Regions from separate parts of the Mus musculus genome. Here region 2 is linked to region 1. A link is a loop called in an ENCODE intact Hi-C map of the cell type or tissue named here. Cell type or tissue: gastrocnemius. All regions are shown on one strand. Links, peaks and the distances in the headings refer to the core of each region. The heading gives the core; the rest is flanking DNA.

Region 1 (11,632 bases), core at 2,179-10,178:
ACAGATACACTCTGGCTGAGAAGATTTCTGTCTTCTTAGCACTGTCACACCCACAGCTGCCTCAGGGATGGCTGCTGCTCTGCTGGCCTGGGAGCCCTCCTCATCACCGGGCCCTCAGCTGAGGGGCCTGACTGCACAGCACGTGGGAGCCCTCACTGCCCTCACTGCTGCGGCTGGAGTAGCTCACAGAGGGCCTGTAGTCCTCCAAGGAGGTAGCTGCGAGGCGGCTGGCTCTTGCTTCAGACTCTGTATTCCTCTCCTTAGCTGCTGTTTATAGGGCACGTGGGGGTGGGGGTTTATCCTGCAACTTTGCATTTCTTCTATCTGTTGTTTGATTTTATTTAAGAAATGAGGAATTCGACCTTTTGCCTTCTTCTAGTGGGGCAGGGGTGATCCTAACAAAGTCACGGGCTGATCTTTGCACACTCAGTTGCAGAAGTAGCTAGGCTTTCTAGTAGGAATCCGTTTCTCTCAGAAGTGTAGATGGTCTGGCCGGGTGTAGTAGCGCACACCTGTTGTCCCAGCACTTGGGAGGCTCGGGCAGGAGGATCACTCATGAGTTTGAGGCCAGCCTGGGCTACATGGTGAGTGCCAGGCCAGCCCAGGCTACATAGTGAGACCCTGTCTCAGAACAATAAAGCATAAAGAGAAATACTTGAGATACTCTTCGTATGTGACTGACTTTTGTGGTGAGCTCACGGGAGGTCTAGGAAGGTGACGGGGCTATCCTCTGGGGTAGGTCTTAGGTGGGCGGACTGCTGTCAGCAGGCCTCGGCATAGGACCTGCATGGTTCATCCAGCACCCAGACTGCTTCACAGTTTCACGAGTCTGTCAACACGTACTAGGTCTCGGGAGACTTGTTTCTGACAAAATTCTTGCTGTTGTGTTCCAGTGTTAACAGCTGAGCGCCCTTGGGTTCTCTCTGCTCTCTATTCCTGTACTGACAGCAGTGGCCGCCGCCGCTGTCTTTGGTTCATCTCTCAGCCTTTGCAGAATAAAAGAGCTAATGAGCTAACAAGAGTGCCCGCCCAGCACTAACCTCTCTTTCTGTGGCTGTGCGTTTTTGTGTAATAACATGAGCCTCAGTGGAAGGACCCTGCAGATTGACCGAGTCAGCAGCAGCCGTGCATGCCGTCCGTCACTGGTCTCCCTTGTTGCAAAGGTCCCCTCTGCAAAATGTTATGGTGGCTTCATTTAACTGTGTAAACCACTGCTAGGACGCCTGGAAGGCGAGAGGCCAGGGTCCAAACTAGAAAGCAGGTCTCATGCTCTAACTGGCATCCTCCAGTCAGAGCAAGGAAACAGTTATGACTTTGTTGTGGCTGCATTCCCCGCAAGAGCCTGGGGCTCTTGAGGCCACCGACGCAGGTAATGTGGTGATTATCTTAACAGTTTCCAGGGTTCTCTACATTTGTTTTCTTTCATCCCCAGTTATAATCAAGGGTCAAATATTCTTAAAGAACATGAAATGAATTCAGACGCCAGCTGCATTTTATTGTAGGCTGCTTTTGGAGTCCCAGACAGTAAGTGTTGGCGCACACGGATATGCTGAATAATGAATGTCATTTTAGAATTTTATTTTTTTCAAGATTCTACTCAACATGTCCCTTCAGAAACCAGTGAGGACCCCGAAGTTGAGGTGACCATTGAAGGTTAGTCACTTAAGCCTTGACGCCAAGAGTTCCCTTCTGGTCATGAGCATATATGTCATAGTCACATTGAGTATGCGTCTCATCCATTCTGAAGGAAGCTGGGGACAGAGCAGCCCACGCCCCAGCAGGGCTCCCCGGTTGCTCTGGGCGTCCTGGGTGACAGCTATGCAGAAGTAATTGAGGGGAAAAAAATCCAAATTTAGATCCACAGGTCCACACACAGAGGCAGATTCCAGGATCTTTTGGGTTATGGTACAAGAACTAAAGCTGGAGCCCCCTGAATTTCAGTCTGAAAAGGGGAGGACAAGGCTGCCCAGGACAGTCTCAATCTCTTAGGCTCCAGCCATCCTCCTGCCTCGGTTGCCCAAGTAACTGAGACTATAGGCATATGCCATCATACTTGGTCAGTAACCACTCCCCCCCGACTCTCAGTACACTATTTACACTATTTGTTTTTTGAAAATGTTTGGAAATAATGGTTACAAATATTTAAAATTTTAAAATAATCACCGTTAGCTAAGTTTTCTTACCCCTAGTTGATTTTTTTCCTTTTGTTTTGTTTTGAGACAGGGTCTCACTCTGCATCCCTGCCTGGCCTGGAACTTATTGTGTAGACCAGGCTGGCCTAGAGCTCACAGAGATCCTCTTCCCTCTGCCTCCAGAGTGCTGAGGTTAAAGGCCTTTAATATTTTTAACTGTTTTTCAGGGTAGTGTCTCACTCTGAGGCCAGGCTGACCCTGAACTCTAAGACGTGCCTGCCTCTGTTGTCAAGGGCTGGATTAAAGGTGCGCCTGTCATTCAAGTCCTTCCCTTTAATCCCAGGGTCGCCCTGCAGCCACTCTGCCCTTCATCTGACAGCGGTGGCAGTCCATCGCTGAAGGATGATTTACAGACACGCGTGTTTGTGTGGGTGCTGCCAAGTACAGGTGCATTAGCATAGCAGACCTTTGTCCCAAAGCCCGTGCCGCTGCCCCAGCCCCAGCCCCACACAGCCGGGGGGAGGGCTTCTTCCCAGGCCGCAGCATAACTTCCCTTGGATTGGGAGCTTGGGTGTGCTCTGTCTCCCTCTCTCTGTCTCTCTGTCCCTGTCCCTTGTGTGTCTGTAGTACTGAAGATGTGAGCTGCTTGATGCCTCTGACCTGACAGAAGAAATCTCCTCATGTTCCATGTGCTGCTGTCAGCCAATGAATCCATAGATTTGTCTTTCTCTGTAACGTGATTTTATTAACCTGAAAGCTCTTTTGAATTTTTCCTGGTCCGTTGAAGAATTGACATTTTGTCACCTTTAGTTAAGAACCTATTAAGGGCTGGCAAGGTGGCTCAGCTGGTCAAGGCACTTGTCACCAAGCCTGATGACCTGAGTTCAGTCCCCAGGACCCCCATAGCAGAGGAGACCCAGCTCCTGCTCCCCACATCCCACTGGCGAGAAGCTCCCGGCCCTCTCCAAACACGGGCAGTAAATGAATGAATGAGTGAAGTACACATTTTAAAATGGAAAAGCCCTGATGAACTGGTAAAAACCTCTGAGTCTGTGAACCAGCCTTGTTCTTTAGGCAGAAGTGAGAAGAGTGGGTGCTTTTTTGAATTGTAGAAATAAAACCTTGGATAAGATACAGAGCCAAGTTAGGTTTTCAGTTTTTGGATTTGGAGTTTGTTTGTTTTTTTCCTAGTATTTTGAGACATGGTTTCTCTGTGTAACCCTGGTTGTCCTGGAATTTGCTGGCCTGTGTCTGCCTTCTGAGTGCTGGGATTAAAGGTCTGCATTGCCACCATCTGGCGCTTCCTTTTTTTTTTTTTTTTTTTTTTGAGACAAGTTCTCTTTCTGTAGCTCTGGATGTTCTGAAATTCGATGTGTAGACCAGGCTGGCTCAGACTCACACAGATCCACTCACTGGCTCTGCCCCCTGGTTTCTGGGATTAAAGGTGTGTGCCACCACACCTGGCGCCACGTTGGTACAGTGGCTAGATTAAGATTGTTTGCAAAGTAAATCCTGCTCTTTTAGTACTGAAACCACAGAAACAAACCGAAGGGGATGGAAAAAGGTCCCTGCAGTCATGGATGAAACCCTTTTAAGAGGAAAGGCTGGGGCTGCAGAGGTGACTGGGCAGTCGGTGCTGACAGCCTTCTGTAACTTCTCTTCCAGGGAGCCAGTGTCTTCCTCTGGACTGCAGGGACACCAGGCTTGCATGTGGTGCACATACAATCGTGAAACCAACATGCATATAGAATAAATACATCTTTTTAAACAGTAAAGGAAAAGCATGGCTAGAGAAGATGCTTGGTTGGGTAGGGTGTGCTTCCGCTGTGTAGGAAGGGCTCAGAACTACGAGTGCCCCTGCTGCCGGGAAACGGGTTTCCCCTCGTTATCTTTCTACTTTTCCAATATAGTTTAGAAAAAAGAAGAAATAAGGGGGAAAAAAACAACCCAGCCTTGTTTGGATTTTACAGTGTGGTCTCTGGGCTCTTGTTTGTGGCAATCCTGTGACTAGAGGCAGCCCTTAGCAGCTCACAGCTGACGTCAACAACCCAGCTCTGGGAAGCTTTGTAGCTATCAGACTGTGCAGGCCTCAGTTTCATAAACATTGAGGTTATGTTTGGGGTTAGGATGGAAGGCCACTTCCTTTGCCATGTGCAGTGAAGGTGTAGGACATTTGTCCCACATACCCTAAGCCCCAGCATTGCTGTGACTAGGGGCTACGCTCGCAGGCTGGATCACTCCCTCCCTGGATTGTTTGACGGATCTCGAGCTTGGTCTGTTTTTATCTTGTTTTGTGAGGTCTCTTTAGGTAATAAAGAGATGCCTTTGAAAAACTGTTTCCTTATAACACAGTTGCCTTTAACCGCCCTGGCCCCAAACCATTTGAGCACATTGAGTCATTTGCATACGTTCATATGTGCCCCGCCTCTGATCTTGACTTTGGGCTTTATTTTACTTTTCTTGAAGTTGCTTTCGAATGAATTTGTTTTCTGATTCATGTTGTGTTTTTCATGGGTGAACTCCCTTGGAATTTTTTTCTGTTTTTTTTTTTCTTTAAAGCCACATAAATTTTTCTGCATGCTTGTGGTCCATCTGGTCTCTTGTTCACTGCGCACCGACACACATTACTGCAGAACTGTGTGTGCCACCCACTGGAATGGGGTCACGTTAGTCCTTACTATTAGCCCTGCTAAACCACCACTTGGTTGCATGCAGGTGAGAGCTAGGTGGGTTACACAGCGTTCTTCAGCTCTGCGGTGTCATTAGGAAGCTTAGGGTTGACAGTCGGGAGGGAGTCATGGTCCAGGGGTGGCTTTTTTTTTTTAAATTAATGCTGAGGGTATTGGCTGCTTCAGATGACTGAAGCCTGCAGCACTCCACCAACATAGGAGCCTTATGTGCGCCTGGTGAGGCTCCTGCCGGCTGGCTAGATTGCTTTGCCTGGAGCAACAACAGCTCATACCCATTACCTTGATGCTACAGGGCCGCTGTGAAGCAGACTGGAGAGCAGGTGGTGCAGGAAGGAGGCCCAGCCTGGTGCAGGGAGGGTGGAAGCCATTGAGGCAGCTGTTGAGTTTGTTGGTACTTGACTGGCCAGCATTTGTAGTGCTTTAAACAGCTCACGCATAGCCAGAGAGGACCCAGTGCAAAGTGACAGGTTACAGGATTGGCTCTAAAGGGAAGGGACAGGGATTCGACACCGCCCAGCAGCCTGACAGGAACTTTGTGAACAGTTGCCTTACCGCTGAGCCACGCCTTCAGCCCCATGTTGTATTTGTTGCTGTACCTTCATGTCTCACAGGAGAGTGCAACCAGACTATGTTTTAAACCATTTTGCAGTTTTTGTTAGCATTAATGGTATTAAATACTGTTAGACTTTTTAATGTTCATGTCTGATTGATTATCTTCATAAACTATCAGCATATTTTGTGCCCGTACCCTACCCAACCCCCCACAGGGTTTCTCTGTAGCTTTGGCTGTCCTGGAACTCACAGAGATCCTCCTGCCTCTGCCTCCCAAGGGCTGAGATTAAAGGTGTGAGCTACTATACCCAGCCTAAGAAGTGACACCTTGACACAAAAAAATCTACCTGCCTGTTTTCCCTCAGCCTGGGTTTGAACAGACCATCTTTTTGTTTTGTTTTGTTTTGTTTTTGTTTTTCGAGACAGGGTTTTCTCTGTATAGCCCTGGCTGTCCTAGAACTCACTCTGTAGACCAGGCTGGCCTCGAACTCAGAAATCTGCCTGCCTCTGCCTCCCCAGTGCTGGGATTAAAGGCGTGCACCACCATGCCCGTCTTGTTTTGTTTTGTTTTGTTTTGCAGACCATCTTTTGAGGGGCTTAGGAGAAAGAGTTAACCCAGAGTCAACTGGAGTCGGAGCCACTGCCCAGCCTCCCTCTGTTTCCTTTTTCTTTTTTAAAAAATGAGACAGTGTCTAATGTGGCCCAGGCTGGCCTTGAACTTTCCATCTGTGTCTAATGTGGCCCAGGCTGGCCTTGAACTTTCCATCTGTGTCTGTGCTGGGATCACAGGTGTGTGCCCCGACACCTAGTTTTCTTCTCTGTGGAAGCCCAGAGTGGCCTCAAGCGTGACATCTGTCTCTCAGATGCTGGCTGCGATTACCGGCTTGGGCCACCACACCTGGCTTCAGTTTGTTTGACTTTTTTTAAAAAGTTGGTTTGAGAGTAAAAATTACACCTTAAAATAATTAGCTTAATATTTTGTTGTATTTGAATGGTCATTTCTGATAGCCATTGTCCCTAAATAGTAATTTCTATTCTGTACTATTGATTTTTCTTATATTGGGTCACAAGGCCCAAGATGGCTTTGAACTTGGTATGCAGCTGAGGAAGACCTTGAGTTTTCCATCTTCCTACTTACACCTTTTTTTCTTTTTCCTTTCTAAGACAAAGTCTCATTGTATAGACCTGACTGGCCTAGAACTGACCCATCTCTGCCTTCCGAGTGCTAGGATTAAGGTGTACACCACTACACCCGACAGTTTACACTCTGTCTTTAAAGATTCTGTGTGCTCCATTTGCAGATGTTAGAGCTGACAACTTAGGGGTGGGTCCTGACCTCGGGATGCTGGCGGCTGTGGTTCCCTGGGCCAGGCATCCCCCGCTCCAGTGTGGGGTGCATTGAGAGAGTGAACATGAACTTCACACGGGACTGCCCTGTGTGTACCTGGGCTTGAATCCTGAAGGGTATTTGTACACGGTCCTATGTTGAGCGAGTCAACATCTCTGTTCCCTTCTTTGTGGAAACGTTGTGCTATTGAAAAGGTTTACAGAGCCAGCTTGGTGGTGCATGCGGCAGTCCTGGCACTTAGGAAGCTGAGGCAGGAGGATCCTAAATCCAAAGCCACCTTATCTCAAGTCACCGCAACAACAAAAGGCTGGGGCTTTAGTGGGAGAGCACAAGGCCCCGGAGTCAGGCCCCAGAAGAAGCAAATAGTAAACTAAAAGGAAAAAAAATCCTAAACTAACAGAAAAAAACTGCAGGTTTGGCTTAGGCCACCCCTGCCCCTGCCCCTCTCCAACCCCCTTGTTCGCGGCCATCAGAGTGGTTTGTGAGTTTATTCTTTGACTAGGCCTTCATTCTTTTTCTATAACACGCTTGTACTGTTATAGTGAAGTAGCTGCCTCCGGTAAAACCTTTTTCCTCCAAACCCTTGAAGTTGAGCATAACTCTAGCCATGAAAATTCTTAGGGGAGAAACTGGTCAGAGGGGATGAGCAGCTGCCCTGGCCGGTGCAGCGGGCAGTGGTGTAGCGTGGAGCTGCAGCGAGGGAGCATAGGAAGTCCTCGTGAGTGGCTAGAGTTGCCCTCAAACCACGCTGACACCCAGCAGCTGGTTCCCCCGGTAACAAAGGTTTTCTTTTTCAAGATGATGACTATTCTCCACCCACCAAGAGGCTAAAGAGCACGGAGCCGCCCCCGCCCCCGCCCGTCCCGGAGCCCGCCAACGCTGGCAAGCGCAAAGTGAGGGAGTTCAACTTTGGTAAGTGTCTTCAGCGGAGGGCAGTGACATCAGAGGCAGTGACGTCAGAGGCAGTGGGTGGGTCTGTAGGAAGTCTGTTAGCCATGGGGAGGAGACTGCATTTGGTGCCCCCCTCCCCTTCAAAGCAGTAAAACCTTCATTTTACAAGGAAGTGCCTTGGTTTTCAGTATTACTCTGTTGCCCATGTATTCTAAGGGACCGAGTAAATACAGGGGTGTTAGATTTGTATCCATAGTTTGAAATTGTCTTTGTTTTGTTCCAGTTGAGAGAGATGTAGACCAGTGCTCTGCTAGTTGGAGTTTGTGTGTATGTGAGTTTAATTTTTTTAGCATCCTGTGGAAGTTGCAGCCACCTCCCAATAAAGCCTTGCCTTTCTGCAGCTAACAGGCTTCAGAGGGTGTCCCAGAGGGCCTGTGTAGGCCTCCCTCTCTCTCTTTTTTTTTTTTTTTTTTTTTTTTTTTTTGCTGCTGTTTTGTAGTGCCTAATTGGACCAGTCTTATCTGATTGCCTATCTTCAGAAGTTTAAAAGCTCCAAAGAGGCGGGCTGGGTACTGTTCTAAAAACAAGTTTCAAATGTCCTTCAGTCTCCAGCTGTTCCCAAGAAACACAGAAAAAGGAAAGACCCTTGGGGAGGCAGGAAAAAACCCCGACTGAGGTGGGCTGATAGATAGGTTGTCTGCTCTAGAGAGTAGAGTGCCAAGCTGCCCTATTTACTGAAAATGGTTCCCTCTCATTTTCAGAGAAATGGAACGCACGCATCACTGACCTACGGAAACAAGTTGAAGAGTTGTTCGAAAGAAAATATGGTATGTCTGCATCCAGATCAGGTCACTGCTCAGACCAGGCAGGCCGGTCTGCCAGGGAGCTAAGCCTTCCTCACATCCGTCCCTTATACATGTAGGGCGTCTTAGAAGCAGTTTCCGGGGCTGGCGAGATGGCTCAGTGGGTAAGAGCACTGACTGCTCTTCCGAAGGTCCTGAGTTCAAATCCCAGCAACCACATGGTGGCTCACAACCATCCATAACAAGATCTGACTCCCTCTTCTGGAGTGTCTAAAGACAGCTACAGTGTACTTACATATAATAAATAAATAAATTTTAAAAAAAAAAGCACTTTCTGGATTACCAGTAAGTGGAAGCAACACACATACACACACACAAACACACGCCACTTCGTGCTTTTGAGGCAGAGTCTCACTTCGTAGTTCTGATTGCCAGAACTCACAGAGTTGCACCTCCGCTGCCTCCAGAGGGTGTGGCTTAAGGTGTGTGCCATCATGGCTAGCTCGGATGCATACTCACAGATCTACACTCTGTTGATCTTGGCTCTTGGAGACTTTTCTAAAAACCATTTATTTTCTATTAGATGTATGAGTGTTCAGGGTGCATCCACGTAGGTTCTGTGCGCCTTGTGTGGAGGTGGCTGTAAACTGCAGTGCATCCTGGGACTGAAGCTCTGCAGGAGCAACAGTGTTTGACCATTGTGTCATGCCTTCAGCCCCCCTGGTCCCTTAACTGTGGCTGAGCTCTTCATAGAGTTAAAATGTAATAAACTTGCTAAATGTTTCATATTTTCCTCCCACCTTGTGTTCAGGCCTTAGCTTATGCTTTTTTTTTTTTTTTTAAGATTTATTTATTATATGTGAGTGCACTGTAGCTGACTTCAGACACACCAGAAGAAGGCATCGGATCTCATTACAGATGGCTGTGAGCCACCATGTGGTTGCTGGGATTTGAACTCAGGACCTCCGGAAGAGCAGTCAGTTATCTTAACCGCTGAGCCATCTCTCCAGTCCTAGCTTATGCTTTTAATTCACTCATTTCAAAGCAGGGAAAGCAGGTGGTTCATGTAGAAGTAGCGAGGTACAGCAGTCAGGTCATAGCTAGGCCAGGGTTCCATGTCTGTCTTCGTGCTCCCCGCCTCCTGCTCTGAGTGGGCCTGTCCTGAGGTCCCTGCAGATGCCACCTGGTGCGGTGGCCATGCTTGTTCTCAGTGCTTTCATGTTGTAATTAGCCGGGTTCTGAGCTAGAGTTGTCCAGTGTGACAGGAGCAGTGTGAGGTGAAAGGTTCCGGAGACTGCCATTTATTGGATTGTTTGGTTTGCTTGAGGCAGTCTCACCATAGAGACCAGGGAACTCACAGAGCTCCTCCTGTCTCTGCCTCCCGAGTGATGGAATCACCACCATAGCCACCAACCAAGAATCTTTTGTGTATAAGGAAGTAATTGTGAGTCAACTGCTGTGAAAATGTCCTAACAGTCATGTTTTATACACTGAAAGCAACCTCCGTGGTAATTGGCCCGCAGGAGGAATTCTAACTGTGTTATGTAGACTTGGTATTTGTGTTAGGGGGTCAGCAAAGTTTCCGCTCTGTCCCTGTCCACTGCTAACATGTATGGCGTGGGAAGCACTGATGCAGAGCACCAGCCGACAGTGGTGCTGGTGGGACAGGGACACGCTGTATTTGGGGACCGTGCGCACAGCCCTGAGGACATGGTCCATGACTGCTGCGTTCTTTTTACCCTTGGGTAAAGAATTGTCTGTTATCATGAATGGTGCAGATCAAGAATGTTTCCCATCTCGTTATATGAAAGAAATCCTTTTAGGAGTTCAGTCATAGATAACAAACGCTTATGCTGTAAAGCCTCGGTGGTCCTGAGTTTGTCGTACACATGCTGCCCACTGTGGTTCACTTCTGTAGACAAAGCAGCGTTGCCTGTCGCCTGTCATTCTGTTGTCTTGTAACGACTGCGCGTTTCTCTTTTCATCCTAAAGCTCAAGCCATCAAAGCCAAAGGCCCGGTGACGATCCCGTACCCTCTTTTCCAGTCCCATGTTGAAGATCTTTACGTAGAAGGGCTTCCTGAAGGGATTCCTTTTAGAAGGCCGTCGACGTACGGCATTCCTCGCCTTGAGAGGATATTGCTGGCGAAGGAAAGGATCCGCTTCGTGATTAAGAAGTAAGCCAGGCACTTGCATGGGGCTCTTGGCTGTTTGGGTTGGCTCGGTTTTTTTTGTTTGTTTTGTTTATTAATGCTGTCAAGTACTAATCACAGACTGTATGTAAAAGCGTGCGAGATTGCATATCTCTTTATCTTCAAACTTCCCTGTGTTTGTATGTGTGCATTTGTGACACATAGCTACATGTGTGTGTGCTGGTATGTTTGTAGGCTTCAAGGTTAATATCACTCTTCTACTGCACTCTTTAGAGATGGGTCTCTCAGAGGTCTAGCCGGTATCACTACAGCAGGTGTCTCTGCCATCTGAGACTTGACTTACAGGTGGGCCGCTGCGTACCTGACAGTGGTTGACGGCAGAGGATCTGAGCCCTGATCCTCCTGCTTACAGAGAAAGCTCTGCTGAGCCATTCCTGCGACAGCCGGTTCTTCCACCTTAGAGTGTGTGCGTGAGTGTGTGCAGGGCTGAGAGCCTGCCCACCTGATGTCACACCAAGAAAGGTAGCCACAGCGTCTGTGTGCTGCTCGGGTCCCCACCCTTCTGGCAAACCTCTATTTCTAAAGTATTCACATTTCAGTTCATAACGGTAGCAAGTTTACAGTTATGAAGTAGCAGCAATAATAATGTTAAGGTTGGGAGTCACCACAACACGAGGAACTGTATTAAGGGGTTGTAGCATTAGGAAGGTTGAGTACCACTGCTCTACATCTGGAAAATTGAAAGCACGTGAGCATAAGATTGGAAGTTAATATAAGCTAAGCTTGGAGGGAAGAATGGACAGGAGAGCGAGGCTGGCGGTACCACCCTCCACGCTGAAGCAAGGATGGCGTCCTTCGCTCTTCCCTAAGCCAGTGCGCTTGTCGGAGGTCTGAAAGAGTGTCCCAGGACACGGAAAGCATTGCCATGTTTTTGTAGCATGACCTTTAGTCTCATCATTCAAGAGGCAGAGACAAGAGGAGCTTTACGAGTGTGAGGCCAGCCTGGTTTACATGAAGGGAGTAAAATACTAGCTTTGTTCCATTGTAATAAGACTGAAGAACGT
Region 2 (11,632 bases), core at 2,423-10,422, 57 kb after region 1:
GATCCAGTCCCGAGAACTGAGCTGGGGCACAGGTTTGCCCCGGGAAGACATAAACGAGTCTATTTCCTCCAAGGATTCGAAGAACCTCCTGAGGACCAGCCCTCGGCCCAGCCATTTGAGGGCCGTGTGGTACAGTAGGCTGCCATACTGACTGTCCAGCTCGTAGAGCAGTGTCGTGAAGTCGCCGTGGTTCAGGCCACGGGAGCAGATCCAGTTCACCGAGTCTACCACCACGTCCATGACGTGGCCCATTCTTAACTTCTGGGCGCACAGCCACTCTGGGTGAATGATACAGCGCACGGATTTGAGGTCGGCTCCCTTGCAACATGAGGCTGCCCTGGCTCTGAGCTTTGTCACCAGCCCGCTGTTGGCATCCATCATGGCCGGCGTGCCCGTGGAGGCCACGCTCACCAGCTTGGACCAATCGATACTGAACTTCTTGAGACTCTTCTCAACGCGCAGGAATATCTCATTCCCGGATTTGGCGCCTGTCATGGGCACAGTGTCCAAAAGTTCCTCGGACACGTCGAAGTTGTCGTCGACGCCGCGGATGAAGATGGCCAGCTGGGTGGTGTCATTGATATCCGTAATCTCATCGATGGCGATGGAGTACGCCACAAAGGAGCGGATTTTCTGTCTTAACTTCTCCCATAAGCTCCCGGCCACCTCTTCCGCCGGCTGCACCGCGGAGTTCGTGGGGGGACTTGCATTGGGGAATGGTTGCTCTGGACACACGATCTCCGAGGCCCCCAGGAGATACTTCCGCAGTCCCCTTTTCAGCTCTCTAAGCTTCTCTTCCCGGGCCTGACCCGAGTACTGGTCATAGTGCCGGCTGTGGTTGGTCTGGTAGTGGCGGCGCAGGTTGTACTCCTTGGACACCGACACGCTCTGCTTGCAGATCAAACACGTGGGGATGTTCTGCACCTCCACGAAGAAATAGGCTCGCTCCCACTTTTCTTGAAACACGCGGCCCTCCTGGTCTATCTTCCGTTTCCCCACTTTATAGAGACATGGAATGGTGACTTGGCAACTCCCTAACCCTTGCCCTGTTCTATTTAATTTTGAGAGCGGGTGTCCTGATACCCCAGCATGCCTCAAACTCACTAGGGAGCCAACAGTGACCTTGGCGTTTTGATCCTAACTCCACCTCATCAATGTGAGATGGTTGGCATGTGCCACCATCTCCAGCTTCTCTCTGGCCTTTAAAAAAAAAAAAAGACAGGGTATTTCTACATAGCTCCGGTTGTCCTGGAACTTACTATGTAGACGAGGGTGGTGGACCCAAACTCACAGATCCACATGTCTCGCCTCCTGAGTGCTGGGAGTAAAGGTATGGACTACCACGCCTGGCATGTTTACTGTTTTGTTGATTGTTTTTGTTTGTTTTTGAGACTGCCTTACTTTGTAGCTCAGGCTGGCCCTGAACTCCTTCCTAGTGGGCCTCTGGCCACAGTTTCCTCAGTGCCGGGATTACAGCTGTGGGCCACCTTGCCTAACTTCCAAGAGAGCTTTGAAATATTAAAAAAGGGACCAAGCAAAGGAAATACACGACTTGCCAAAGCTTTAGACCTCAAAAGTGCCAGGGTAGAGTCAGCCCCCACCTAACTCAGGTGAGTAGTGTGGTTATATGTGCACGTGTTAGTGGGGATTGAGTTTGTGTGTTTTGGCTTTTTTTGAGACAAGGCCTCACTGTGTAGACCAGGCTAGCCTACAACTCATGCAATCCCCAGGGCTGGGATTACAGACCTGCGGCAGCATACTGGGCTCGGTGTGTTGGTGTTTGAAGCCACTATACAGTTAAGTGGAATAATTCCTGACAGCATAAATATACATATATATATATGTATCTTAACAAGTTGTAGTGGGGCTGGAGATGTGATAGAGTGCTTGCATGCTATGCAAGAGGCCCCCCTGGCTTTGATACCCAACACCACATAAAACCCGGTATGGTGCCAGGAGCCTGTAACCTAGCACTTGGGAGGCAGAAGCAAGACGGTTTCTGTGACTTAGAAGGCAGCCTGGACCACATAATAAATTGTAGGCAAGTGTCTGGGACTGAAGGAGTGAGACACTGTCTTCAAAACACCAGACAGCTGGGTGCAGTGCTGTGTACCTGTGACCCAGCAAACGGGAAGCAGAGGCAGGTGGATCTCAGGGAGTTTCCAGGCTGGGCAGAGCTGCACCTTGAGACCAACAATAATAAAAACCAAGGAACAAAAGAGAAGTAAAATAAAAGGTAAATAGGGCTTTGGGTGTAGGTCAAAGGTAGAGCACTTGCCTAGGTCTCGAGAGACCTTGGGCGTCATCCCCAGGCCCTTAACAAACCAAACCAGCACATCTGAAAGGCCACCTGCTTTACTGGCAGGCTCCAGGCTGCAGGTGGGAGGGCCCTGTGCTAAGTGCCCACCATGACACTACACAAACCATTGTGTCCTGCCATGTTCCTGCTTCTCAAAATACTCACCATTACTGAGTTCAAGTCCAGGAAGTGGTCTGCAGGGAGACAGGGGAGGAACAGGGGAAGGAAGTCTGTTTTCATTCGGCCCAGCTAGCTGTGTCTCCACACTTCTGGTGGTGTCGACACAGTGCTAGCTAGGCAAACTCGGAAGTGAGGCTGAGGGGGGGAAACCCACAATGGTCAGCAAGATGGCTCGGTGGGTGAGGATGCTTGCTGCCAAACCCGAGACCCGAGTTCAATCTCTGGGGCCCACGTGGTAGAAGGAAAGAACTGACTTTCATAAGTGTCCTCACACATGTGCCATGACAAGCCCCTCATACATAAGTATAATAAAAAATAATGAGAGGAACAGGACCAGAGGCACAGCTGCAGAAGCAGAAGAGAGTGGAATGCCTTGGAGCATCCTGACTCCAAGATGAAGGGTGGCCCCTCCCCACCCGGCTGGTCTCCTGGCTGGGCTCCAGACTTGCTCACTAGGCGGCTGCCCATCTCCAGCTTGCTCTAGGGGAGCTGGGACTCACTCACCTAATGACCGTGAACTTGATGAAGTCTGCAGCATCCAGGATCCTCCTCATGGAGCTGATCTCCAGATACCCGGGGGCTTTGAACACCACCCCCGGAGGCATGCCATCAATCACCACACAGCCAGGGTTGAAGGTGATTTTCCTGTAGGGAACCTTCACGGGGAAGTCCACTCCGATCGCCTCCCCTGTGATGAGAGGTGCGGGGTAAACTGGATGCCTCTGTGCCTTAGTTTTCAAAGCTTTAGGTTTTTTGTTTGTTTGTCTGTTGTTGTTGTTGTTTTTGAGTCAGAGTCTATGGACTTGAATTCTTAAATGCTTGGCTCACACGCCAGGCTTCCTGGGCTCTGTCTTTAGTGTCAAGAGCTAGACCTGGAGGTGCACATCTGTACTTGAGTAGCCAAGAGGTAAGGTTACTGGAGTCTAAGTGTTTGACGTCAGTTGGGCCAAGACAGTGACATTGCTGTCTCCAAACCCAACAATGACTGTGCTGAACCTGGTGGCACAGGCCTAGGATCCCAGCTATTCAGGGGGCTAAAATCAGGAGAATCAAAAGTTCAAGAACTGCCTACTCCCTGGAGATTTTTGAACTACCCAAAAACAGCACAGGGCAGTAATTCCGGCACTTTTCAAGAATATCTTGATTGAATTCAAGACTGGCCTATGTCATACAGTCACAGCCTATCTCAAAAATAAATAACTAGAAAAGAAATTTCGGCAAGTGATTATAGCAGGACTAGAGTACTTTCAATGTTCAGTACTCCATTAAGGGGTGGGGTGGGTAAAGTCTATAAATGTTGGAGGTGGAGAGATGGCTCAGCAGTTAAGATCACTTGCTGCTCTTCCAAAGGACTGCGTTTGTTACTAGCACCCATGTTGGGCAGCTCACAGGTGCCTGTAACTCCAGCACTAAGGGCTCTGACGCCTTCTTCTGGTCTCCAAGGACAGTGTCTTCGTGTGTGCATGCCCTCCAACACACACTTAAGTGTAATGGATGTGTGCCAACAACAGAAACTTACCAAACTTGCGGCTGAAGAGGTCGTTTACTTGTTCTCGCAGTTGCTTAATTTTTTCGAGGCCTGAGAGCCTCTCCTTCTCATTATCTACAAATAATAGGAAGACACAAACCAGGCTCATTCATACACTTTTTTCCTCTTCAAGACAGATATTAGCAGAAATGCCTGTTTACCTGTCTTATTGGTTAGCTACCTGAGCACAGTAAGTGAGCATTTGGGAAATACACAAAACGGAAGCTGTTACAGATGATAATTTTGACAATCCCATAGAAACATACCCCATAATACTTAAAAAATGTTTTAAAAATGTATTTATTTAATATGAGTACACTGTAGCTGTCTTCAGACACTCCAGAAGAGGGCATCAGATTTCATTATAGATGGTTGTGAGCCACTGTGTAGATGCTGGGAATTGAACTCAGGACCTCTGGAAGAGCAGTCAGTGCTCTCAACTGCTGAGCCATCTCTCCAGCCCTACTTTAATTTGTGTTTTTTTTTATTTGTGTTTATGTGTGTGCCACACGCATGCAAGCGCCCATGGAGATTAGACAAAGATGTGGGGTCCCCTGGAGCTTCAGGTGGTTATGAGCGGGGGTGAGATGGGAACAGAACCTGGGTCCCTCTGCACGAACAGTAAACCCTCTCAGCCCTGACCTGTCTCCAGCCACTGCGCATGCTGTTCTTGAGGAACATGTTCAGTGCTGAGCAGGACAAGGGTGGTATCTCCATCGCTGCCTTCAATACTGTAATGCAAACCTCAGCCCATCCCACAGGACAAGAAGTGAAGAAAAACGAGGCTAGGGCTCAGAGGGGATATCTTTCAATACTTTAAAATTATTTTTTTTTTTTAATTAAAATTTTGTTTGGTTTGGTTCCTTGCTTTTTTTGTTTGGTTGGGTTTTTTTGTTTGTTTGTTTTTTGTTTTGTTTGTTTGTTTGTTTTCGAGACAGGGTTTCTCTGTGTAGCCCTGGCTGTCCTGGAACTCACTTTGTAGACCAGGCTGGCCTCGAACTCAGAAATTTGCCTGCCTCTGCCTCCCGAGTGCTGGGATTAAAGGCGTGCGCCACCACGCCTGGTGGTTTCCTGCTTTTTCAAGACAAGGTTTCTCTGTGCAGCCCTGGCTGTGCTGGAACTTGATCTGTAGACCAGGGTGAGATCTGCCTGCCTCTGCCTCCCGAGTGCTGGGGTTTAATGCATGCACCACCATATCCAGCTCTAATTAAAAACATTCTTTTAAAAGCTTGGTGTGGTGGTCCATACCTCTCAGCACTCAGGAAGCAGAAGCAGGCAGATCTCTGTATTAGAGGCCAGCCTGTCTACACAGTGAGTTCCAGGCCAGCCAGGGATACAGAGTGGGACCCTGTCTTAAAACTTAAATAAGTAATCTTTAAAGAGTGGCTCAGGGGGCCTCTGAAGAGCTGGCTCAGTAGCTAAGAGCACTTGCTGCTCTTGCAAAGGTCCTGTTTCCTTTCCAGCGCATGCATCTTACCCTTCCAATCTGAACTTGATGGGCACTAGGCACTGCATAGTGCACACACACACACACAGACAAAACTCATACCCAGGAAACAAAGTAAATCACGACAAATTAAAAATAAATACAGCTGGGTGGTGGTACATGTCTCGAATCCCAGCACTCGGGAGGCAGAGGCAGGCCAATCTCTGAGTTCAAGGCCAGCCTGGTCTGCAGAGCCAGTTTCAGGGCAGCTTCAAGGGATCTTGTGCCCTCTTCTGGGTACCACACTCACAGCACTCACATGGCAGACGCTTGGACACACATACACACCTAAATAAAGGAAAACAAACTTTACAAAAAAGAAAACTGTGATTCAAATGATGAAGACATTAAGTGGATGTCCCCACCTGCGACTGTCACCTGTATGATCCTAAGGTCTTCAACACCTGCTGCAGAGTTTACAAGGTTGGATGGACTTGCATTTCCTTGAGAGCAAACAGAAAGAGTCAGAGTGACCAGAAAATCTGCAAGTCTCTAAAATATACCCAAGTGTTACATAAGGAGAAGTGCAGCCTGGATACTGCCTCCCTATCCCCACCCCTGTGTGCGGTGTTGAAAGATGGTTGACCTTCAAGGTCAATCTGGCTGGACATGTCTGTGAGGGTGCTTCCAGAGTGTACACTGAGGAGAGAAGTCTCAACCTGATGTTGGGGCTCCACCCCATGCTCTGGGGGCCCAGACTGAACAAAAAGAAGAAAGAAAGTTGAGCACCAGCATCAATCTGTCTGCTTCCTGACTGTGGATACAATGTGATCAGCTGCCTCCAGCTCTGGCTACCGTGCAGTGTCTGCTACGCTGGGAAAGACTGTCTCCCCTCCTCTTTTAAGTTGCTGATGTTCTTAGAAAAAAATGTCTTTTCATTTATGTGTATGAGTGTGTGTCTATGTTGGGATGCAAGCATGTAAGCACACAGAGGCCAGAAGAAGCTGGAGTTAGAGGCAGTTGGGAGCCACACGAGATGGGAGCTGGCTGGGAACTAAATTTGGGTCCTCCAGAAGATCAACAACATTGTTCTCAATGGCTAAGCCATTTCTTCAGTCTCTTTGGTTTGTGTTTGTGTTTTTGTTTTTTTCAAGATATGGTTTCTCTGTGAAGTCCTGGCTGTCCTATAGGCCAGGCTGGCCTTGAGCTCAGACATCTTCCTGCCTCTGACTCCTAAGTGCTGGGGTTACAGGTGTGCGCCACCACCGCCCTGCAGTCTCATTAATTCAGTACTTTGTTGCAACATTGTGACAGCTGTTAATGTGCCAGATGGATGGCATCCTCTGACCCTGTACTCTGCGGCTGAACAGGATGATCATCAGGGAGAGGGAGGCCTGAGATTCCTTACATCCAGCTGAAGAGCTGTAGTGAACTGAAAAGCACTGCTTCTGAGGAAGTCCACGTGACTACAGAAAAAGAGACAGTGCACTGGACATCACTCAACTTGGCTCTTGACTCGCCTTCCTCGGCAAGCTGGGATAGACAGGTCAGGAGTTAATCTCTCTTCCTGTCTGCTCGGCTGATTTGGAGGGATGTTTACTTTCACTGCACGCGCTGTGCTTTTGGCTCATTGGGTGTATTTGCTCAGTTCTTAGAGGTGCCCCGTGAAGCCTGCTTTCTAACCCCCACTGCCAAAGGCTTCCTTTGACTGGGAGAACTCCGCCTCTAGCTTGCAATGAGGGTTGCTCTAGCTTGTGCTCTAGCTTGGCAATGAGAATTGGTTTGGAGAAAGCCCCAGACAAGACACTTGTGCAAGGTCCTCCGCCGTATCGTACAAGGCCTTCTGAGTGAGTGTTAGGCTAGCCCATTTCTGCTTAATAAAGTACATGGTGACATCTTCAAAAACAATTGATTGTTGCGGCCCACCCAATAAGGAGACAGCTGCCATCATTAAACCTTTTACTCTCGTTGCAAAGGTGAAACTATCAGGACCCAGGGCTCCAAGTGGCCTTGCTGGCTTTTCATAAATAGAGGATGTGGACACCATACTGTGTCCCCCACCAACCAAACCCTCAAATTAATTCTAACTGTGGCTAAAGAGAGGGCTAATTCTATTTCTATTTGAGGGCCAGTGAGGTGGCTCAGTGGGAAAAGGTACGTTTTCTGCAAAGCTGGTGGCCTGAGTTCGGTCCCCAGGACCCATCTCAAGGTGGAAGGAAGGAGAGAAGTGACTCCACAAAGATGTCCTCTGACTCCTCCATGCATCGAGACATGGTCATCTGTCTTAGTTACTTTTGTGTTGCTATGATAAGAAACCATTGCCAAGGCACCTTATAGAAGGCGGAGTTTACTAGGCTTATGGTTCCAGAGGGTTAGAGTCCATGACCCTTGTGGCAGAAGGCAAGCGGGCACAGTGCTAAAGCAGTAACTAAGAGCTCACATCGTGATCCATGAGCACAAGGCAGAGAGGGCTAACTGGAAATGGTGGGGCCTTTTGAAACCTCCAGGCTCACCTCTAGGGACACAGCTCCATCACCAAGGCCACACCTCCTAATCCTTCCCAAACAGTTCCATCAACTGGGGACCAAGCATTCACACATGGGAGCCTATGGCTCATTCTCATCCAACACATGCATGAATGTGAACATACACACACCGGTTCCAATCACCACCGTACAATAATCATTTCAGAAGTAGTGAGGGCTGCGTGGAAAGTCACCCTGACCATGTGACAATAACAAGCGTTTTGGTGACTCACCTTCCATTTTTACCTCAGTCTCGGGGTCCTCATTGGTCTCTAAAGCGACCATCCGAGTAGACTCTTAAAAAGAAAACATCTAAAATGACATTCATGATTGAGCAATCTCAGGCTCCCACAGTTTACTGCCCCCAGCTCCACCCCTACCCACATTTATCCTCATGCTGGAGTTTTGTTTTGTTTGGAGGCAAGGGCTCACTTGGTAGCCCAGGATGGCCTTGGTTTTAGAATTTTTCAGAAGGTTTATTTTATTCTATGTATAAGAGTGTTTGCTCACATCCGCAGAGATCACGAAACGATGTTAGATCTCCTAGAACTGGAGTTACAATTGTAAGCTGCTATGTGGGTGCTGGGAACTGAACTCAGGACCTCTGGAAGATCATCAGCTAGTGATCATAACCGCTGAGCCATCTCTCCAGCCCCGTTTGTACATACTAAACACACAGTGAGTTTACTTTTGTAAGAGATAATCATCAGGCACTAACTTATGATGTCAGCCTGGGGGGCGTGGCTTGGTTTGTAGAGCACCTGCTTAGCATGTACAAACACTGTATCCCAACCTTAGCGGTGCATAGAGATTAGAAGACGGAGGTCGTCCTGTCGTCTACACAAGGAAGTCTGTGGCCAGTCAGACCTTGTCTCCACAGAAGTAAACATCATAATTTCACATGGGCTTCTCCTCTAAGGGATTAGAGGAGATAGAAACTTCTACATATGACCAAGCAATCTAGATCTGTTCCCAGTCGTGGACACTGGGTCCTCTACTTGGGCAGTGGTGTTTCACGTGGTGATGGTGCTTCCTAACTTTGTAATCGACTGCTATGGGGTGGGGAGGGGCTGCTGGAGAGGTGACTCACTTGTTTTGGTTTTTCAAGACAGGGTTTCTCCGTGTAGCCTGGCTATCCTGGAATGCCTTCTATAGACCAGGTTGGTCTTGAACTCATGTCGATCTGCCTACCCATGCCTCCTGAGTGTTGGGATTAAAGGCACAGGCCACCAACTGCCTGGCTGAGAGGATTCAGTTGTTAAGAACTCTTGGGGGGGTGGGGGGTGGGGATGAGTGGACTGGAGAGATGGCTCAGCGGTTAAGAGCACTGGCTGCTCTTCCAGAGGTCCAGAGTTCAATTCCCACATAAAGGGATCTGATGCCTTCTGGCATGGAGGTGTATATGCAGATAGAGCACTCATATACATCAAATAAATAAATAAATAAATAAATAAATAAATAAATAAATAAATAAGCAAGCAAGCAAGCAAGCAAGCAAGCAAGCAGGCGCTTTTTTGTTTTTGGATAAGACCAGAGCTCATTTCCTAACACCCGTCCTGAGAGGCTCACAACTGGCAGTAATTCCAACTCCAGGGCATCTGATACTTTTCCTACCCTATGTCTGTACCCGAACTCAGGTGCACAGATATGCACACACACAATTAAAAAGTGAAATGAATTTTAAAAAATGAATTACTAGGATTAAAAAAGAGAGATGTAGGGTACGGTGGCCCCCGGTTCCAATCTCTGCTCTAAGGAAGCTGGGGCAGAGGGTTTCAACTTTGATGCCAGCCTGAACTATGTTCAAAGCCTGTCTTCTAAAAAGAGAGGGCTGGGTGTGATTGTGTAGCCTTTAATCCCAGCACTTGGGAGGAAGAGGCAGGCAGACCTGTGGAGTTTGATGGCAGCCTGGTCTAAAGAGTGAGTTCCAGGCTGGCAAGGGCTACAGAGTGAGATCCTGTCTTAAAAAAAACAAAACAAACCAATAAAACAACCAAACAAATAAACAACAACAAAAATAAATAAACAAAAGGGAAGAAAGGCCAGATGTATAGTGCCACACCCTCCTCCCTCATGTGGAGGCAGAGAGGAGGCTGCGAGTTTGAGGTCAGCAGCTACACGGTGAGCTCCAACCTGGGCTACCTACATCCTCTCTGCCAGCAAACAAAAAGACCTACCGTGGTAAGGCCACAGTGGGCAGCATCGGTGTGGGGTTCCCACTCACTGCACTTACAGATCGGAAACGCAAACCACACAGCCCCTAATGCTGCTTCCTAAGACAGACATGCCAGGAGGCCACCTTCTTTATTCCCCCGTGTTAAGGGGGAGGAGACACTTCGTTTTCTAACCTTCAGATGGTAGCTCCATTCCAGTGACGTCACTGCTGGCGGAAAAATGCTGGCTTCCTGAAAGGAGAATAAGCAGTCTACAGCCCAGCACCAAAACACAACATACAGAAGTCACTGGGGCTGGCGAGATGGCTCTGCAGGTAAAGGTGATTGCAGCCAAGCTTGAGGACCTGAGTTTGACTCCCAGGACCCATATTATGGAAGGAGGGAACTGAGTACTGCACATGTGTACCATGGCATTCCCCCCTTCCCCACCAATGCATAAATTAGAAACATGATAAAACATTTAGAATAAAGCAAAGAGGCCACGGAATGCAATGGAAGCATTTTAAGGACTGGGATGTGGCTCAGTAGGTAGAGCGCTTAGCTAGGGCGCAGAAGTTCCGGGATCCACATCCCCAGCACTCGGGAGGTGGAGGCAGGAGGAGCAAGAGTTCAAGACCATCTTCTAGGACACAGTTAAGTTTGGGGCCAGCCTGGGCTACATAGACCCTGTCTAAAATAAAATAAATAAAATAAAAGAGTTACAGAAGCCTGAGTGACCCCAAATCAGTCGCACCACTACAAAGTCCTTTTTGTTTCCTATCTCTAAAAAACTGTTTTAAGCAGGGCTGTGGTGGGGCACGCCTTTAATCCCAGTATTCAGGAGGCAGATGCAGGCAGATCTCGGTAAGGACAAGGTCAGCCTGGTCTACAGAGTGAGTTCTAGGGCAGCCAGGGCTACTCAGAGTAACCCTGTCTCAAAAAAAAAAAAAATTCATGTATCTATTATGTGCATGCACACGTGTGGCGGTGCATGCCATAATGCATATATGGAGGTCAGAGGTCGAGTTGTAGACGTTGGTTCTTTCCTAAGAATATGCGGGTGCTGGGGATGTCTAGGGACAGGTATTCTACCCACTGATCCTCCTGGAAGTGGTCTATTGTTGTTGTTGTTATGGAAAAAAACATATCTTGGAATTAATCTACAAATCGAAAGCATTTTAGGCAGGGGAGAGGAAAGAGCACAAGGCTTACTGGCAGGTCTCCTCCATGATGCCATGCTTCACTGTTCCGCAGTGCCAGGACAGCGGGTGATGTGCTCAGCCACCCACAACAGTGTTAGCTACCGGGAATCAGATCCGTTTCACAAGGAAGGCAGTGGATCCTGTTACAGTCATCCTATTGCTGTGGCCATAGCAATCAGCTAGATTTATTTATTTATTTATTTTAATGTATGTACTGGCTAGTTTTATATCAACCTGATGAAAGCAAGAGTCATCAAAGAGGAAACAGTCCTCAGTTTAAGAAATGCCTCCATGAGATCCAACTGTAAGGCATTTTTCT

What was found. Peaks named below come from ENCODE experiments on the same cell type or tissue, not always from the same donor. Only the 100,000 strongest peaks of a DNase experiment are listed, where the experiment ranks them.
Region 2: it touches region 1 in a loop (1.8-fold over the local background); 2 of 42 quality-filtered maps call a loop at or near these places.

Annotation. Positions count from the first base shown.
Region 1 is chr5:134,262,545-134,274,176 of GRCm38, reverse strand. It overlaps Gtf2i (general transcription factor II I), which reads left to right. Exons shown (of 34, transcript NM_010365.4): 11 at 1,591-1,653; 12 at 7,521-7,634; 13 at 8,375-8,440; 14 at 10,409-10,592. Among named protein-coding and RNA genes, the nearest start is that of Ncf1, 39 kb to the right of the region's middle. In gastrocnemius, for the core only: no CTCF peak of the experiment used is centred there; no DNase peak of the experiment used is centred there.
Region 2 is chr5:134,205,502-134,217,133 of GRCm38, reverse strand. Gtf2ird2 (GTF2I repeat domain containing 2) reads right to left here. Exons shown (of 16, transcript NM_053266.1): 10 at 10,307-10,363; 11 at 8,192-8,254; 12 at 5,859-5,936; 13 at 3,999-4,082; 14 at 2,984-3,167; 15 at 2,465-2,493; 16 at 1-998. Among named protein-coding and RNA genes, the nearest start is that of Ncf1, 18 kb to the left of the region's middle. In gastrocnemius, for the core only: no CTCF peak of the experiment used is centred there; DNase peaks (open chromatin) are centred at 2,914 and 7,006.